Linked DNA regions of Homo sapiens: region 2 is linked to region 1. Evidence: read pairs that join two places in POLR2A ChIA-PET (ENCODE). Cell type or tissue: endothelial cell of umbilical vein. All regions are shown on one strand. Each heading gives the region's core, and the rest is flanking DNA. Links, peaks and the distances in the headings are about the cores only. Region 1 has its middle 70 kb from the start of MAPKAPK5-AS1. Region 2 overlaps HECTD4 (HECT domain E3 ubiquitin protein ligase 4).

The links. ChIA-PET counts read pairs that join two places held together with the same protein. Peaks named below come from ENCODE experiments on the same cell type or tissue, not always from the same donor. Only the 100,000 strongest peaks of a DNase experiment are listed, where the experiment ranks them.
Region 2: POLR2A ChIA-PET joins it to region 1 with 5 read pairs; 2 of 35 experiments call an interaction of 5 or more read pairs at or near these places.

Annotation. Positions count from the first base shown.
Region 1 is chr12:111,911,470-111,914,382 of GRCh38, forward strand. No RefSeq gene overlaps it. Among named protein-coding and RNA genes, the nearest start is that of MAPKAPK5-AS1, 70 kb to the left of the region's middle. In endothelial cell of umbilical vein, for the core only: no CTCF peak of the experiment used is centred there; no DNase peak of the experiment used is centred there.
Region 2 is chr12:112,301,986-112,304,898 of GRCh38, forward strand. All of the region lies in intron 7 of HECTD4 (HECT domain E3 ubiquitin protein ligase 4), which reads right to left. It also overlaps the pseudogene RPL7AP60. Among named protein-coding and RNA genes, the nearest start is that of HECTD4, 79 kb to the right of the region's middle. RefSeq lists enhancers at 1,164-1,213, 1,374-1,633. In endothelial cell of umbilical vein, for the core only: no CTCF peak of the experiment used is centred there; a DNase peak (open chromatin) is centred at 1,316; H3K27ac peaks cover 1,792 bases.

The DNA of each region.
Region 1 (2,913 bases), core at 168-2,667:
AGGGTGACTATAGTCAGTAATAATTTAATTGTACATTTTAAAATAACTAAACGAGTATAACTGGATTGTTTATAACACTAAGGATAAATGCTTGAGGGGACAGATACCCCGTTCTCCATAATGAGATTATTATGCATTACACGCCTGTATAAAACCATCTTATGTACCCCATAAATATATATACCTACTATGTACCCACAAAAATTAGAATTAAAAAAATTAATAAACTGCTTTGGAGAAAATTTTCTTAAAAAAGAGAGATGAGGTCTCATTCTACTGCCCAGGCTGGAGTGCAATGGCACAATCATAGCCCTGAAATTCCTGGGCTCAAGCAACCCTCCTACTTCAGCCTCTTGTGCTAAGTATTTTTATTTTTATTTTTAGAGATGGAGGTCTCTGTTACCCAGACTAGTCTTGAACTCCTGGCCTCAGGTGATTCTTCCACCTTGGCCTCCCAAAGTGCTGGGGTTACAAGCATTAGCCACTGTGCCCAGCCAGGTAGGATGCTTTTTGCCAGTCCATAGCCACTGCACAATCCAAAATCTTGTTCAGATACAATATTGTTAATTTTATAAAGCTCATTAAGTAAATTTTGAATGTTCATAAACCCCAAACTCCAGCCAAATAAGGCTGAACCCCTTTAGGATAGACTGTGGCAGGGAAGGATGAGTTTTAATGGAGGCAGGAATGAATGAGCAGGTACATGGAACTTGGGATCTTAAATGTCTGGGTTCAAGAGTCAGAGTTCCCTTAAGCATGAGTGAGAATAGTCTGTTCTGCATGGTGTGTTTGTGCCTCTAGGAAGTATAGCCTTTCTCCTGGTTCCTCTCCCCAGTGTGTTGGGGAATTATGAGGAATGTTTACGTGTTGTCATTGGTAGTCACTTGTGACCCAGCCAGGTGCTGCCCCAAGAGACTCTGGTGTTGACTGGTGACTTCTTGCCATCCTTTATCTGCCTTCTCTGGACCGCTTTTGTCTTCTCTGTGCTGCCTCAGGCCAGTGGAGAACCAGGTCCTTCTTTTACTTACCCAAAGCACCGCCAAGTTCAGGCTCTAGTTTTATCTAGACTTGAGTTAAACAAAGGGAATGACGATATGGGAAAGAAAATACATTTGGATGTTACAGATATGTGTGTTCCTGGAGCCCAGGGGCCAAGCCCCTCCCTGGGGGACTTGGATTGGTGATCTCTCTCCTTGGCCCCAACCTGACATCTTTTCTTGTCCTTTTAGGAATGTCTGATGGAAATTCCTCCTAACCTGGGGTCATACTCCATTTCATTCTCTGGGCTCAGTGAGAGGGAAAATTTTTTTTTTAAGTAATTTACTGAAAACCCAGATCACACCATCATAAATTCAGATAGGTGCAATTCTGCCCACAATGAAGGCAAAGTGTTACACTAATTTGAAAACAGTTTAGCCTCTTATTCCCCCAAACTTCATTCTTGAATTTTGTCATTTTTTGTGGGCAAGCTGTGGGAAAGGGGCACAAAAGTATCACTGAAGTATTTTTTCAAAAAAGAAAAAAGGCAGTCTTCCTCTACTAATGAGAATGCAAAATGTTGAACAACTGTAAAATGTTTTCACCCTGCTTTTAGACATAAAGCTTTAAAAAACTGTGAGGTCTTTTATCACTTCCCCATTGTATATGTAATATGGCTCCAGATAATTACTCTGCCACGGGGAGAAAATCTTCCATAACTCTCCCCTATATATATGTATACTCCACCACCTTATCTTGTTATGTCATGGTGGTGGGAGTATTTATACCACAGAAACAGGCAAATGATACAAATCTGGGCTTCAGGCTAGGCGTGGTGGCACACCCCTGTAATCCCAGTATTTTGGGAGGCTGAGGGGCAGATCGCTTGAATCCAGGAGTTCAAGCTCAGCTTCGATAACATGGTAAAATATAATATAAAAATATAAAAATATAAAAATTACCCAGGCATGGTGGCTTGCGCCTGTAGTCTCAGCTACTCGGGAAGCTGAGGTGGGAGAATCAGTGAGCCCAGGCCAAGTCAAGGCTATAGTGAGCTGTGATGGTGCCACTGCACTCCAGCCTGGGTTACAGAGTGTGACCCTGTCTCAAAAAAAAAAAAAAAAAAAAAAAAAGACCCAACAAACTAATCTGACCTCAGTTCATTTGTTTATTTTCCTATTGACTTCATTCTTTAAATTTAAACATTTACTTTTAAGAAATATTTATATGCTAGGAACTAAATGGTTAAAGATAAAAAACACAGATTCTGGATGTAGAGAAATTAGAACCCACATGCACTGCTGGTGTGAATGTAAAATGGTGCAGCCACTTTGAATCAAAGCTTGGTAGTTTCTTAAAATGCTAAATAAATGCAGAGTTATCCTATGACCTAGCACTTCCACTCATATATGCATAATATACCCAAGAAATACAAAAACATATCCATACAAAAACTTGTACATGAGTATTTATAGCATGTTACTTATACATTAAATGAAAACAATCCAAATGTCTATCATTAACTAAAATGTAGTATATCCATATAATGGACCACTATTCAGCAATAAAAAAGGAATGAGCTGAGCTGGGCACAATCGCTCACGCCTGTAATCCCAGCATTTTGATAGGTCAAGGTGGGAGAACTGCTTGAAGCCAGGAGTTCCAGACCAGCCTGGGCAACATAGTGATACTCTGTCTCTAAAAAAAAATTTAAACTTAACAGTTTGTGGTGGCATGCACCTGTGGTCCCAGCTACTCAGGAGGCTGAGGCAGGAGAATCTCCATTTTTTTTTTTTTTTTTTGAGATGGAGTCTTGCTCTGTCGCCTAGGCTGGATGGAGTGCAATGACAAGATCTCAGCTCATTGCAACCTCTGCCTCCCAGGTTCAAGGGATTCTCCTGCCTCAGCCTCCCAAATAGCTGGGATTACAGATGT
Region 2 (2,913 bases), core at 246-2,745, 390 kb after region 1:
TGTCATTGTCATTGGTCCTGATACCTTCCACCAGCTTAGCCAAAGCGCCTTTGTCTTCCAAGTTCACCTGTGTGAAGGCGACAGTGGTGCAGGTCTTCCTGTGGACTAGACGGCCCAGTCTTGCCTTCCCCTTGATAATGCAGTAAGGGACTCCCATTTTACAACACAGGGCAGGCAAGAAGACAACCAGCTCGATGGAATCCACATCGTGTGCAATCACCACCAGCTGAGCTTTCTTGTTCTCCACCAAGGTGGTGATGGTGTTAACTCCTGCTCGAAGGGCAGGTGGTCTCTTAGTGGGGACGCCCCCTTTGCCAGCAGCTTTCTTCTCAGCCTGGGCCAACAGCCTCTGCTTCTTCTCTTGCTTTGTCTCTGGTCTGTATTTGTGGGCCAGCTTAAGCAGTTGAGTAACTGTTTGGCAGTTCAGGGCCTGGGTGAACTGGTTAATAGCAGGAGGCACTTTCAGCTGCTTATAGAGGATGGCTCTCTGCTGCTGCAACCTGACATAGCGGGCCATTTCACAAAGTAGGTGAGTTCTCTTTTGGGCTGGATGTCCTGTCCAATACCAAAATTCTTACGCCTTTTCTCAAACAGGGAATTCACCACTTTCTTGGCCTCCTGCTTCTTCACAACAGCAGGGGCCGGGGCCACCTTCTTCCCCTTGGCCTTCTTTCCTTTCAGCGTCTTGGGCAGTGGGAGGCCAGTTAGCTGTTTTTTAACTTTTTCTCATTTTTAATCTTCATATTAGAAGCTTTCCTCACTTTTCTAATGATCCTTGGTAGTCTGCTCTTTTTGTTTAATTTTAAAACTTTTTATTAGGGAAAATTTTCAACACACACAAAAGAAAAAAGAATAGAACAATGAGCTTCCTATGTGCTGAACCCCTGGCTTCAATCATTAGCACTATTTTTTTAACCCATTTGCCTCCCCTCCATACACATACCTCTCCAAAGTTTGGAATTTTGTTTGTTTGGGTTTTTATTTTGTCTGCTCTTTTTTTTTTTTTTTTTTTTTAACAGTTCAGCACTAATCAGGAATTCTGTGGACAGGGTTGAGTCTTGCTTGCTGGAAGACATCACTTGTGGGTGATTCACCAGGGAGGCAAGTCTTTTTCCTAGATGACCCCAACATCAGTATGAGAGGTCTTTTTTCCAGGGTCATTCAGTTTCTTCAGAAAATAACTAAGTCTTGGGCCTGGACAGCCAGCATCTGAATGCAAATGTGTGAACAGGAAGGGGGCCTGCAGGCCCTTATGTAAACTCACGGTCTACCACCTTGTCTCACAATGGCTGTGTACCACATCTGATGTCCCAGTTGCTAACATGCTCTAAGGCTGGTGGGGTGAGTCATCTCTCTTCCTCTGGGTATTCCCCTAAACGTATACTTGGCTTTCTCCACACGGAAGTATGAGAAAGGATACTACACTCTCCATCTTATCTTCTAAAAGTAGGGGGATAAGAGATACTGCCTAGAGTTCATAAAGAAGAAATAAAGGTTTAACTGTAAATTACAAAGATAACTAAAAGAAAAACTAAAACAAAGGAAATCAATATGCTAGGCGGAATCAGAAAAGAAAGAGGGAGGCCAGGTGTGGTGGCTCAGGCCTGTTATCCTAGCACTTTGGGAGGCTGAGGCATGCTGATCACTTGAGCTCAGGAGTTCGAAGCCAGCCCAAGCAACATGGTGAAACCCTGTCTCTACAAAAAAACACAAAAATTAGCTGGGTGTGGTCATGCACGCCTAAGTCCCAGCTACTTGGGAGGCTGAGGTGGGAGGATCACCTGAGCCCAGGAGGTTGAGGCCACAATGAGCCATGACTGTGCCACTGCATTCCAGCCTGGGTAACAGAGCAAGACCCTCTCTTTCTCTCTCAAAATAAAAAAAAAAAAGAAAAAAAAAAGGAAGGAAAAAAAGAAAAGAGGGAGAATTGAGACAAACTCTCATCTATCACAGCAAAAAAGAAAGAAAAATCAACTTTGTTTATATCTGGCGTTCATAAATCAAGAAATAGCAATATAAGCGTTTTACTTAGGGATATGAAGGTCACCACCAGAAGAATGTGATTGCCTGAGGAGCATGCTGGGATTGGAGGAGTGGGGCAAGGGTCTCCTGTTTTTCATTATGAGCCTGTATCCAAAAAGAAAAAAGTGTGTGGATTTTTTTGATACAATTTTTTCTTTTAATTAAAAAAAAGCATATCAGAGAATCAGGGAATTCTTCAATGTTCCCATTATTCTTAGGCTAAAGACCTAATTTTTTTTTTTTTTTTTTTTTTTTGAGACAGGGTCTGTCTCTGTCACTCAGGCTGGAGCACACTGGTACAATCAGGGCTCACTGTCACCCCAATCAACCTTCTGGTCGACCTTCCAGGCTGAAGTGATCCTACTGCTCAGCCTCCTTAGTTGCTGGGACTACAGGCACATGCCACAACACCCAGCTAATTTTTGTATTTTTTTGCAGAGACGGGGTCTCGCTATGTTGCCCAGGCTAGTCTCTGACAGAGCAGGAGCACCGTCATCTCAGACAAACACTGCCACTTTAAGTTCCAGCTCCCTTTTTAAAACTCCTGGGCTCAAGAGATCCTCCCATCTCAGCCTTCCAAGCACTGGGATTACAGGCATGAGCCACTGTGCTCAGCCAAGACCTAAATGAAAATTCCTTAAACAGCTGGTAAGTCTCTTTAAAAACCAATTAAAAAAAAAAAAAAGCTTTTCTGACAATTATGAACACATGTTCAATCTGTAGCAGACCAATTCAAAGATTCACTCTGGCAGGGACATTTTGTAAGATAATGGTTAGAGGACACTGTGAGATTCAATAGAAAAATAACCTGCACAGTTAAAGGTTACGAGACTCCTGATGGATAGTCTGCTGCTGGGTTGGATGACTGGCTTCCCAGAACATGTTTTAATC